Regions from separate parts of the Homo sapiens genome. Here all the other regions are linked to region 3. The links are chromatin loops, found by intact Hi-C in ENCODE. Cell type or tissue: mammary epithelial cell. All regions are shown on one strand. Region 1 overlaps ATP6V1G1 (ATPase H+ transporting V1 subunit G1). Region 2 overlaps AKNA (AT-hook transcription factor). Region 3 overlaps WHRN (whirlin).

Region 1 (4,000 bases), 190 kb before region 3:
TAAAAATACAAAAATTAGCCGGGCATGGTGGCGCACACCTGCAGTCTCAGCTACTTGGGAGGCTGAGGCAGGAGAATCATTTGAACCTGGGAGGTGGAGGTCGTAGTGAACTGAGATGACGCCACTGCGCTCCAGCCTGGGTGACAGAGCAAGACTACATCTCGGACAGGAAAAAAAAAAAAAAAGGGGCGGGGGGCGCTGGGCGCGGTGGCTCACACCTGTCATCCTAGCACTCTGGGAGGCCGGGGCAGGCAGATCACCTGCGGTCGGGAGTTCAAGACAAGCCTGACCAACAAGGAGAAACCCCATCTCTACTAAAAATACAAATTTAGCCGGATGTGGTGGCGCATGCCTGCAATTTCAGCTACTCGGGAGGTTGAGGTGGAAGAATCGCTAGAACCTGGGAGGCAGAGGTTGCAGTGAGCCGAGATCATGCCATTGCACTCCAGCCTGGGCAACAAGAGCAAAACTCCCCGTCTCAGAAAAAAAAAAAAAAAAATGAAGATGATGGCTGCCCTGACACAAGGGTATTTCTACATTGTTTTATGAGCAGCCTGACAACTTACAGCACCTATCAGCCCCAGTTCAAGAATCAAAGAAACATGTTAAGTTTTATTTGTATTTGTCTTATTTTTTTGTAGAGACAGGGTCTTGGTTTATTGCCCAGGCTGGTTTTGAACTTGTGGCTTCAAGCAATCCTCCCACCTCAGCCTCCCAAAGTATTGGGATTACAGGTGTGAGTCACTATGCCCAGCCACGTTTTAATGGCACTGTAATTGCCAAGAACAAAGATGATCCAGCACTTTGGGAGGTTGAGATGTGAGGATCACTTGAGGCCAGGAGTTCGAGACCAGCCAAGGCAACACAGCAAGACCCTATCTCTACAAAAACAAAAAAAAAATTAGCTGAGCATGATGGATCATGCCTACAGTCCTAGCTACTCAGAAGGCTGGGCAGGGGAGGATCGCTTAAGCCTAGAAGCTCCAGGTCACCGTGAGCTATGATCACACCACTGCACTAAAGCCTGAATGATAGAGTGTGACTCTGTCTCTTAAAAAGAAAAAATAAAAAATTGATCAAAATTTTTGCTACTTAATGCAAGGAGGGAGGTATGTGCCTTTACTCACTGGACTTGGGCCTGGAAGTGTGTATGCTGGAACTACTAGAGGCCACAGTGTAGAACTTGAGAATGATACAAAGCCAAACACAGAGGTGAGAGAAAGTCCTGAGCATATTATTTAAGCTCTTGGGTTTTTAATTATATAGGCCAATACATCCCATTTAGAATCAGTTTTAATTATATTTTGTTACCTGCACCCAAGAGTCCTGATAGTTTCTTTTCTCTGTGAGGCCCTTATCCATCCTTTCCCCTTTCCACAATTGTCCCTGCCTCCTCTATGCTTTCTGTGATCTGTTTTTGTACTATTATTGTATGCACCATAGTATAGCCTACATCACTGGTAAATGTCTGTACTATATACAATATACTAAAGTGGGGCTCCATTTGATTTATGTTTATGACCGTCACAGCATTTTTCAGTAGTAGCTCTGCATGATTTGCACTGTATTACTGAGTCTCCCTGACCACTGGATGGTAAGCTACACTCCATGAGGGAAGGGACCATGTCTATTCCTGGTCACAACTGATCCCTAGCATCTAGCACAGTACCTGGCGCATGTTAACTGCTTAACAGATACGTGTTAAATGAGTGAATAAATGAAAATTAGAAATCAATATGAATGGAAAAACTGATCATCCTAAAAGACAGATGCCTGAGCAGCCAATAAAACACACAGCTACCACATTTTCAAACTTCGACCAGGATCTCTGAGCTATGCTGGATATTCTGAAAGCCTTGGCGGGACAGGGGATCAGAAACTAAAGCAGTAACAAAAACAAATGGTGCCCCACCGCAGCTTCCTTGGCCTTGAATTCTTTCTCCCTCTGCAGGCGGTACTGTTCAATTTCAGCCTGAGCTTCTTCTTTGGCCTGCTTCAGCCTCCGGTTCTTTCCTGTTTTCAAAGGAGAGAGCTATATCAGGAAGTGGTTAAAAGTAGAAAAGCAAGCAGAGACAAGATGGTATATTATAACAATAAGCCAAGAATAAATTATGACACAGTCCGAAGAGATGTGCATGGGAAAGAGGGAATTCAGAGCTAACAAACAGTACAGGTTCCTCCCTCCTATAGGCTGTACTTAACTAGGAAGTGACAAGACAAAAATGAATACCTTCTGTAACTACAGCCCATTAAAAAGATGGAAAAAAATTGTAGAATGTGTCAGAATATTCTCTCAATCTCAACTATTAAGAACCAACATAAAATGAGTAACATTAACCATCTAGGGAACTCTTCTCCAGAAGTAAACACCTTAAGTATGCTGCTGATTAAAGGTGCAACCCTACTCAGATGCTTAGCAAGAAGGCTAATAAGCTCGCAAGGGACAGCAACATATAATGTAACTAATGAACCAACTATATAATGTAACACTGGAAACTAAAAGCAGTCCCTGTCACAAGGAAGTAAGGACAGTGGTGACTGAGAAGGAATGCTGAATGAGGAGTACTGGACAGTAAGACTGCACAAGTGGCTGAGAGAAGAGGAGACACAGGTATTTTGGTTTCTAGAAGTGAGTGGCTTAACATACAGCTGGAAAAAATCTCTAGGTTTGGTCAGAGTCTACATGAAAACAGACCACAAGGACAGCCAACATATAATCTCTGCTTTGAGTCTCCGCTCACCAATAAAAAAAAAAAAAGAGAGGTTCTAGACCATCAACCTATTTATTTGAGAGCAAAAGACATCCTGCATCTAAAATTAAGCTTTGTTATACAACACTGTACATCATTGTATACCAACTGTCTAGAGTCCACGCGAATGAGTGAAAATGAACTTAACCTTCCACATCCTGATTCAGAACAGAACTTTGGACCTGTAATGAAATGACCCCATGACATCAACATTCCCTGATGCTAGTCTGAAACAATTAACAGGTCTCTCTCTCAAAACTCCAAGAACTATTTCTGCAAGTCCACATTCACTCCAGTATTATTTCTGGCCTACTACTGTCTGCTTCGGCCACCTGTACCCCAATCCTTCACATGCTATCTTCCCATCAGCTATAATGGGCTGTATTTCAAAGCTAAAGATACTTTCGAAACCAACAATCTATAAATAACACTCATGGCCTGAACATTATGCAGTAGCTCCGCATGATTTCACAAGACATCACCTCCCAACTCCCATGGCTCCCTGCATTTATAACTCAGGATAATACCATTTACTGCCTTTGGCAAACATCTTCAACATTCAATTTTGACAGGGGCCTCTAAAAATCAAAAATATTTAAACAGAAAATCGTATTTCTCTTAAATCTTGTTCTTCTTGGGCCTTACATATGGGAGCCAGTGTTTTGTTTCACTCCAATGAAATATGCCATTAACACAAACTTTTTTAAAATTTTAAGGTCCACGCCGGGCGCGCTGGCTCACGCCTGTAATCCCAGCACTTTGAGAGGCCAAGGTGAGCAGATCACAAGGTCAGGAGTTCGAGACCAACCTGGCCACTATGGTGAAACCCTGTCTCTACTAAAAACACAAAAACTAGCCGGGCATGGTGGCAGGCACCTGTAGTCCCAGCTACTCGGGCGGCTGAGGCAGAAGAATCGCTTGAACCTGGGAGGCAGAGATTGTAGTGAGCCGAGATCACGCCACTGCCCTCCTGCCTGGGGGCGACAGAGCGAGAATCCATCTCAAAAAAATAAATAAACAAAATATATAAAATAAAATAAAAAATAATAAAAAAAATTTAAGGTCCAACTCAATGATTTCATTAAAAAAACTGGATGGGATCATTTTATATACTGCCTCTTCCCAACTCTTAACTGGGCAAATCAACCATAATTATAAATCAAGAAAGGCAAATTTTCAAACTGCAGTTCTTCTGACTACCTCTCTGTTCCTAACTATTAACAATTCTGAGACAGGCAAGGCGCAGTCGC
Region 2 (4,000 bases), 66 kb after region 3:
ACAATAATGTGGCACATTGGCCACGTTAGTGAAGCAATATCCATACATTATTGGTAACTGAAGTTCGTAGTTCCTTCAGGCCGTTTTCCTCCAAAGTCCTGTCTCTGTTCCAGGATCCCATCCACGATCCCATGTGGTATGCGATTGCCATGCCTCCTTACGCCCCCTCGGCTGTGACAGATCCTCAGACCTTCCTTGTTTTTGATGACCTGGACATCTCTGGGGAGTCCTGGTCGGGAATATTGTAGGACTTTTTGCACAGATTCTGGACGTAACATCAGTCAAGCCAGGAGAGGCAGGGCAGCCGAGACAGAAGTGGCTTGGGTTTGGAGTTGGCCAGAGCTACCGTGGAGTCCCATCTGCCCCCTAGTAGCACTGTGGCCTTGGCAAACTAACTTCCTCTCAGAGCCTCCACTTCCCCATCTGTTAAATGGAGGAAGAGTCTCAACCACGTACTTAATCCTGTGCGTGAGGATTAAGTGTGGCACGTGGCAGGAACCAAATGAGAAGTGTGTGGAGTTTGTGGTGCCATTTGGTCACGTGCTCATTGCTGAGCAAACAGTAGCTTCGCCATCACAGAGAATGTTGCTATTGCTCAGTGTTGTCACTAGTAGGAAGAAGAAGGAGTAAAAGTGGGTTCAACATGATAGGATTGTGCAGGGACAAAAGCCCAGTCCCCAGAAGTAGGAAACCTGTCTTCTTGTCTCAGCTGTCAGCAGCTACTTCTCTGCCTGCTTCCCCTGCTGTGAAATGAGTCGATTGGGACTGGATGTCTTCAGTGGCTGTGTTGCCAGAAGCCTGGGTGTGTAGGCAGTGAGGGCCTGCGTCACTGTGAGGGCTGGTGCTTGGTGGAGCAGGGACCCAAGGCGCCATCCAGCCCTGGTCCTCTATTCGGGGACCAGGCCTATAAATGTGCTTTTAAAAATTTTTTATGTATATGTGTTTTCTGAGACAGGGTCTGGCTTTGTCGCCCAGGCTGGAGTGCAGTGGCGCCATCTTGGCTCACTGCAACCCCCATCTCCAAGATTCAAGCTATTCTCATGCCTCCTCCTCTCAAGTAGCTGGGAATACAATAGTGTGCCACCACACCCGGCTAATTTTTTTGGTATTTTTGGTAGAGATGGGTTTCGCCATGTTGGCCAGGCTGGTCTTGACCTCCTGGCCTCAGGTGATCTGCCCGCATTGGCCTCCCAAAGCACTGGCATTACAAGGTGTAGCCACCGCGCCCGGTATGTAAATTTGCTTTCTTGCTGCCCTCTCAGCTGAGTCTAAGCAAGTCGCTAAGGAATCTTCCACTCCAGCAGAGATGAGAACCAATGCTGCATGCTCAGACCTCCAGCAGACACGGGGGAAAGCGCCTGCCAGTGTTCCAACTCATTGATCGGGAAAGGTTTTGCCCAGAATTTGGTGACCCCACGGTAGCCATGGAGTCTTTACTTCTCCTGAGGCCCCATTTCACATTCTTCCAGGCTCAGGCCTGTGGGCAGAACTCACCAGGTTGCTGTTTCCAACTCAGGATGGGCGGGTTATACCTATGCCTCAGTTTCCTTCTCTGCGAAATGGGTTGTGCTGAGGATTGAATGAATTAATGCATGGAAAGCCCATAGTACATAGAAGTTGCCAATAATGATGGTGCTTCTAATGCTGCTAGAATTTGCGCTGGTGACACCCTGAAATTTCTCCAGCTGCTGGTCAGCAGGACTGAACGGGCCCAGTGGTTGAGACCAGTGTAGTTTGGAAAGCGGAGTGGGCCTGTGCTGCCCCCTGCTGGGCAGCCGTCCCATAGCCCCTGCAGCCGAGACTTTCCAGCCCAGAGGGACTTTTTCAGTGTTGGCCCTAGGGAGAGTTTTGGGTAACTTTCAGGCCAAGTTGGTCATCAAATTAACAGAAGGTGGGGGTGTATGAAAACCCAGCCCAGACAGTCCCTACTTTTACAATGGTTCGATTTATGATTTTTCGACTTTACAGCGGGTTTATAGGGGCATAACCCCATCGTAATTTGAGGAGCCTCTGTAGTTACTTACACCAGACGGTCCCTAGAGGAGGGAGTGCAGGCTGCTGTTTTGGGGATGCAAGAAGCCCGTTCATACAGTTCAGATTATTTTATCAGCATCTGCTGCTTGCCAATTAGCACACATTAGATATGTGGGGAGAGTCGGGCCCAGGTGTGAACCCATGGCTGCCCCTTCCAGCTGTCTGACTCTGGGTCTTAGGAGCTCACGTTTATGGAGCACTTACCGGAGCCAGGCAGTGCCAGCTTTTTACCTGAATTTTCCATCAGCTCTAAGCTGAGAGGTTGCTAACTGTGGTCGTTTTAGGTGGGAAAACAGAGGCCTTGCAAAGTGACTTAGCTTGTCCAGAGTCCCATGAGTAGCCCAGCAGAATGACTGGGATTTGGGGCAGGGCTCCAGGGCCTGAGCTGCTAAGGCTGGTGCATTCTACTGCCTCCTGAATCACTTAGCTTCTCTGAGCTCCGCTTTGCTCATCTGTAAAATAAAGATAAAGGCACCAACTGGTACATGGGTACCAAAGATGAGGATGCCAGCCCTGGGCTAGGCACTGGGTTTAACTGTTGGAGGAACTGTCAGACTGTTTTCCACAGTGGCTCCACCATTTACATTCCCACCAGCAGTGCTGAGGATTCCAGTTTCTCCACATTCTTGTCAACACTTGTTGCTATCTGTCCTTTTTGATGTTAGAGGGTGTGCAGTGGTTTCACTTTGCATTTCCTGATGGCTAAGGATATGCATCTTTTCATGTACGTATTGTCCATTTGAATAGCTCCTTTGGAGAAATGTCTGTTTGGATCATCTGTTTCTACACACTGTATAACAATGCAAGTTAGACAGCAGGGGCTCAGGAATAAAGCCAGAGTTTACAGTGTGCCAAGCAAGATGCCAATGAATGACTCTGCTGCGTCCTCCTAAACTTATTCCTGATTTAGGTCCATGCTTCTTTATCTCCCTCCTCCACCACACACACCCTTTATTTAACAGTGCTGAGGCCACACCCCCTCTTGCCCACTGCTGGTTTCCTTGAACCCTAAACTTAGTGGCCCTGATGGATGCCATTGTCACCTCTTAGGGAAATCCGTGCTTCATCTCAATGGGCTTGTCAGCCCATTCCCACAGCACTTTAAAACAACACCTCACATTCCTATAGGACTGGGCTAGGAAGGATGCTCTTCTACCCACTTCCCAGGACATGGGGCCAGACCCTCCCACTCCTGCAGAATCCCTATTATTATTATTATTACTATTATTAATTATTAATTATTGCCTTTCTCCAGCACCCCTTGCTTGGCAAATGGAACCCCCAGATATTCTTCCATGAGGGGGTTTTGCTATCAAGCCTAGGGTGATCCTGGCCTCCCCAAGATCCGGCTCCAAGAAGATTGCAGGAGTCCATGTTTTCTTGTCCCACTGTAACCCCAGAGCCTGGCACGCTGGCTGGCATGTACTAGATGGGCAGTAAATCAGATGAACAGGTAGATTGAACTTCCTGTCCTTGAACACCTGTTCTGGGTCAGGCACTCATGTTGTTATCTTCCTTCATCTTTCTAAGAAATCCCTGGATGTGTGCCCATTATTCCCATTTTAGAGGTAAAGAAACTGAGACCCAGAGAGTAGGAGCCACTGGCCCAGCTGGGATTTAGAAGGGGGTTGACCCCACACACGGTGCTCCTCGGCTTGTCCCCAGCCCTCCCCATGTGTAACGAGCCCACTCACTTCTCTCCTCAGGTACTATGCGCCTGCAGGACCTACCTCAGCCCAACCAGCTGCCAAGTGGCCGCCCACAGCCTCTCCCCCACCAGCCCGGAGACACCGGCACTCCATCCAGCTCGACCTGGGCGACCTAGAGGAGCTCAACAAGGCCCTGAGCCGGGCCGTGCAGGCTGCCGAGAGCGTCCGCTCTACCACCAGGCAGATGAGAAGCTCGCTGTCAGCCGACCTGCGCCAGGCTCACAGCCTGCGGGGCTCCTGCCTCTTCTGACTTCACT
Region 3 (4,000 bases):
CAGAGGGGAGTGGTAGTCACAGTGTCCATAGCTGCCCCTCACTGTGCACCTGCTGTGGCGCAGGCACTGTGCTAACAGTATTCACGTGGCTTTTGACATCACCACACCACCTCTGCTGGGTAGATGTGCTTTTCCCCATTGCCCAGAGGTGCACTCAGAGAGGTGTTGTGCCTTGCCTGGGGCCACATAGCACCCCAGCCCATGTATCCATCTCCTCCTGTCCATTCTCTCTCCAGTCCTTTCATACCTCTTGCCTCTAGTACTCAAGATCACCCCCTAAAAAGAAAAGCCAAATAAATGCATTTTTTGTATTTCCATCCTCTTCATCGTGTCTCTAATGAAGTCTTGTTCCCTGTGACAAGCTCTGGCTGATGCCAAGAACTTCAGTTCCCAAAGGTAATGATGCTGTCCCCAGAGACACCCGCCAAGATCCCAACGCTTATCAGCTGCCGAGATGCAGGGGAGAAGTTTTCCACTCAGGTGTTGCATTATTCAGAGCAGTGTGGCCAAGAGCAGTTAGAGTGGGGACAGAATTCCAGCTGGGCCTGGCACCACTCAGCTGCTCGGCCTCCCCTCTTCCAGGCGTGATGGGGTCTGACTCCTTCTCCGCCTGTTGGGTCTTTTGGCAGGATGATGTCAGATCCACCTCCCAGGGGCTGTCAAGCTTCAAGCCACTGCCTCGCCCACCACCTCTGGCCCAAGGCAACGACCTCCCACTAGGCCAGCCAAGGAAGCTGGGGAGAGAGGACCTCCAGCCACCTTCCTCCATGCCTTCCTGCTCGGGCACTGTCTTCTCGGCTCCACAGAACCGCAGCCCGCCAGCGGGCACCGCACCCACCCCAGGGACCTCCTCTGCACAGGACTTGCCCTCTTCCCCCATCTATGCCTCCGTCTCCCCTGCCAACCCCAGCTCCAAGAGGCCGCTGGACGCCCATCTGGCCCTGGTCAACCAACACCCCATCGGCCCCTTCCCACGGGTCCAGTCACCCCCGCACCTGAAAAGCCCCTCTGCAGAGGCCACAGTGGCTGGGGGCTGCCTTCTGCCCCCATCACCCTCTGGCCACCCAGACCAGACAGGCACAAACCAGCACTTTGTCATGGTGGAGGTCCACCGCCCCGACAGCGAGCCAGACGTCAATGAAGTGAGGGCGCTGCCCCAGACGCGCAGTGAGTACAGCAAGGCCAGGCTCTGTGGTCCTTGGGGGTCCCTGTCCTCTTCAGGTCAGTCTACCTGATGACACAGTGAAGGGGGGGACCAGCTACTTGTTGAGGGGGCTCAGGGCCAGAGTGGCGAAGGGAGTTGGAGACCCCAGTTTGAATCCCGGCTCTGCCACTGACTGGCTGTGTGACTGTGGACAAGCTGCCGTCTACACCTTGCTTTCCCCATCATAAAATGGAGATAACAGTGACAGTCCTGCCAGGTTGCTGCGAGCGTCGGGGTGCCTTCTCCAGCTCCCCCTACCCTGGCCACCCTGTGTTCACCAGGAGGACTGAACTCGTGGAGGGCAGGGGTGGCTTCCCTTCCTGTCCGCCATGGCCTGGCCTGGAGTAGATGCTGGAAACTGAAGTGGCAGTCTCTGGACCCCTGGCAGGTCTAGGGTCAGGGTGCAGGAAGAATCTTGGGGAGGCCAGCTGACGCTGTGCCCCGGTTTGCTAGAGGACATGGGCTGTGGGGTAGAGGGAAGGGCAGAGCCTGCCTCCCCACCCTGAAAGCTGTGGAGCTCCCGCCTGTGAGTGAGTTGGGAGCATTTTGTTGGATTCTGCTGCCATCTTGCGGCTACAGTGATACATAGGCCCCGTAGGACATTCCCTGAGCGCCTGCACAGACCAAGATGCAAAATGCAGGGCTCTGGCGCTCGCAGCCTAGTGAGGGGAGGCAGCTGAGGGAGAGCAGGCAGACGTGGTGAGAAGACCCAGGGCTGTCACAGATGGATCACTGCTGTCTCTAGAGCTGGCACTGAGCTGGACATGCAGGGATAATAAGAGCTAACAGCCGTACTAACAATAAGCACTTTGTGCCAGTGTTCAAAGGGCCTTGCCTATAGTATTAACTCATTTAATCCTCCCAGTAGCCCTATGAGGTTGGTACTATTATTATCTCCATTTTACAAATGAACAAACTGAGACATACAAAGTAGTAATTTCTGGCTAGGTGCAGTGGCTCATGCCTGTAATCCAAGCACTTTGGGAGGCGGAGACGGGCAGGTCATTTGAGGTCAGGATTTCGACCTCAGGAGCCTGGGCAACTTGCTGAAAGCCCCATTTCTACTAAAGATACGATAATTAGCCAGGTGTGGTGGGCACCTGTAGTCCCAGCTACTCAGAAGGCTGAGGTGGGAGGACCACTTGAACCCAGGAGGCAGAGGTTGCAGTGAGCCAAGATTGCACCACTGCACTCCAGCCTAGATGACAGAGTGAGAATCTGTCTCAAAAAAAAAAAAAAAAAAAAAAGAGAGAGAGAGAGAAAGTAGTAATTTCTAGCTTACCAAGAGAAAAAGAGAAATTCCACCACACCTGGTCTGAACCTCTGCATGGCCCCTGCCTGAGCTGAGTGGTGGGCACATGCCCTCCAGCCCACCAGTCAACCCACGCTGCTTCACTATGTGTATAACAGCCGGGCCCCTGAGTTTGAAACCCTAGGTTAAGAACCCACACCCTGGAGCCAGGCAGTCTAGCACAAGTCTATTCCCTGGACTGCTCCATTCTATACATCAGATCTGTGAGTTTTTACAATCACCCCAGTGGTTAGGCACCATCATTTCTGTATTAGAAGGAGAACATAGGAGGCTTAGAGAGGCTCTGTTACTTGCCCAGGCTTGCACAGCTGGTCAGTGGGAATTCAAACCTGACCTGCCAGACTCCAGAGTGTGTGTTCTTAAGTTAGGGTCTCAAACTCAGGGGCCAGGCTGTTACACACATAGTGAAGTTGACTGGTGGCTGGAGGGCATGTGCCCACCACTCGGCTCAGGCAGGGGCCATGCAGGGGTTCAGGCTAGGTGTGGTGGAATTTCTCTTTTATTCTTGGGAAACTAGAAATTACTTATATGAAATCTTCTAATTTGAATGTGTTGGTTCATCATTAAAAATTGGTAGCATTATGTGAGTTTTAAAACAAAGAAAACACCCACATCTGTGGGCTAGGTTTGCCTCCTGACCTCTGTTTTATCATTATGCCAGTGGCTGGGAACTGGGAGATCCAGGCAGATGTCCTGGAAGTCACAGCCTTCAAGACCAGGTCTGGTTGAAAGGACAGGTCTTGAGTAGGTGGAGAGGGTGGCAGGGAGTGGACCTGCCCTCTGGCCCCACGATCTCTTCATTCCTTCCCCCATCTTTGCCTGGGGAATTCCCCCAGCCTTCCAGCCTCCATCTCCGTCACTGCCTCCAGGCAGCCCTCCCTGACCCCAGCTATATAAGCTGCTTCTCTCTTCCTTTTCCCCTCTCCAGCAGCCTCTACGCTCTCCCAGCTCTCGGACAGCGGGCAGACTCTAAGCGAGGACAGTGGTGTGGATGCTGGCGAGGCAGAGGCCAGCGCCCCAGGCCGAGGAAGGCAGTCGGTGTCCACCAAGAGCAGGAGTAGCAAGGAGCTGCCTCGGAACGAGAGGCCCACAGATGGGGCCAACAAACCGGTGAGCCAGGAGGAGGAGGATGCAGAGGGCTGAGAGGAACACGGGCCCCAGGCACAGAATGGGAGGTCCCGGGACCAGGGCTCAGCTTGGCAAGTGACCACAAAGGGAGGTAGTGAGCTCCCTATAACTGGAGGGATTTGGACGTCCTGGAGGAGCACTGGATTAGGAATCTGGAGGCCCAGTTTCAGCTCTGCCTTTGCACTGACACTAGGGGCTGAGGCTGAGATTGGTCTTGGGAATCTTTAAGCTCCTCTCAGTTTTGACATGGCCAGGTGGCTGAGACAGTCTTCGGAGTCAGGCTTCGATTCAAGTCCTGATGCCACCACCAGACAGCCTTAGGCAAGCTCCTTAACCTCCTGAGCCTCGGGGATTTT

What was found. A loop is a pair of places that touch in the nucleus more often than their neighbours do. Peaks named below come from ENCODE experiments on the same cell type or tissue, not always from the same donor. Only the 100,000 strongest peaks of a DNase experiment are listed, where the experiment ranks them.
Region 1: a loop joins it to region 3, with 6 times the contacts of the local background. A loop is called at or near these places in 35 of 110 quality-filtered maps.
Region 2: it touches region 3 in a loop (6-fold over the local background); 29 of 110 quality-filtered maps call a loop at or near these places.

The regions. Positions count from the first base shown.
Region 1 is chr9:114,590,565-114,594,564 of GRCh38, reverse strand. ATP6V1G1 (ATPase H+ transporting V1 subunit G1) reads right to left here. Exons shown (of 3, transcript NM_004888.4): 2 at 1,913-2,013. Among named protein-coding and RNA genes, the nearest start is that of ATP6V1G1, 4.8 kb to the right of the region's middle. In mammary epithelial cell, a CTCF peak has its summit at 1,933 (motif pointing left); a DNase peak (open chromatin) is centred at 2,054; H3K4me3 peaks cover 308 bases; H3K27ac peaks cover 2,312 bases.
Region 2 is chr9:114,337,047-114,341,046 of GRCh38, reverse strand. It overlaps AKNA (AT-hook transcription factor), which reads left to right. Exons shown (of 22, transcript NM_001317950.2): 22 at 3,741-4,000. The coding sequence ends at 3,993. Among named protein-coding and RNA genes, the nearest start is that of ORM2, 9.2 kb to the right of the region's middle. In mammary epithelial cell, a CTCF peak has its summit at 1,764 (motif pointing left); no DNase peak of the experiment used is centred here.
Region 3 is chr9:114,403,522-114,407,521 of GRCh38, reverse strand. It overlaps WHRN (whirlin), which reads left to right. Exons shown (of 12, transcript NM_015404.4): 9 at 630-1,167; 10 at 3,445-3,626. Among named protein-coding and RNA genes, the nearest start is that of AKNA, 18 kb to the right of the region's middle. RefSeq lists enhancers at 1,595-1,704, 1,564-2,065, 2,045-2,094. In mammary epithelial cell, a CTCF peak has its summit at 1,781 (motif pointing left); DNase peaks (open chromatin) are centred at 1,781 and 2,781; H3K4me3 peaks cover 171 bases; H3K27ac peaks cover 984 bases.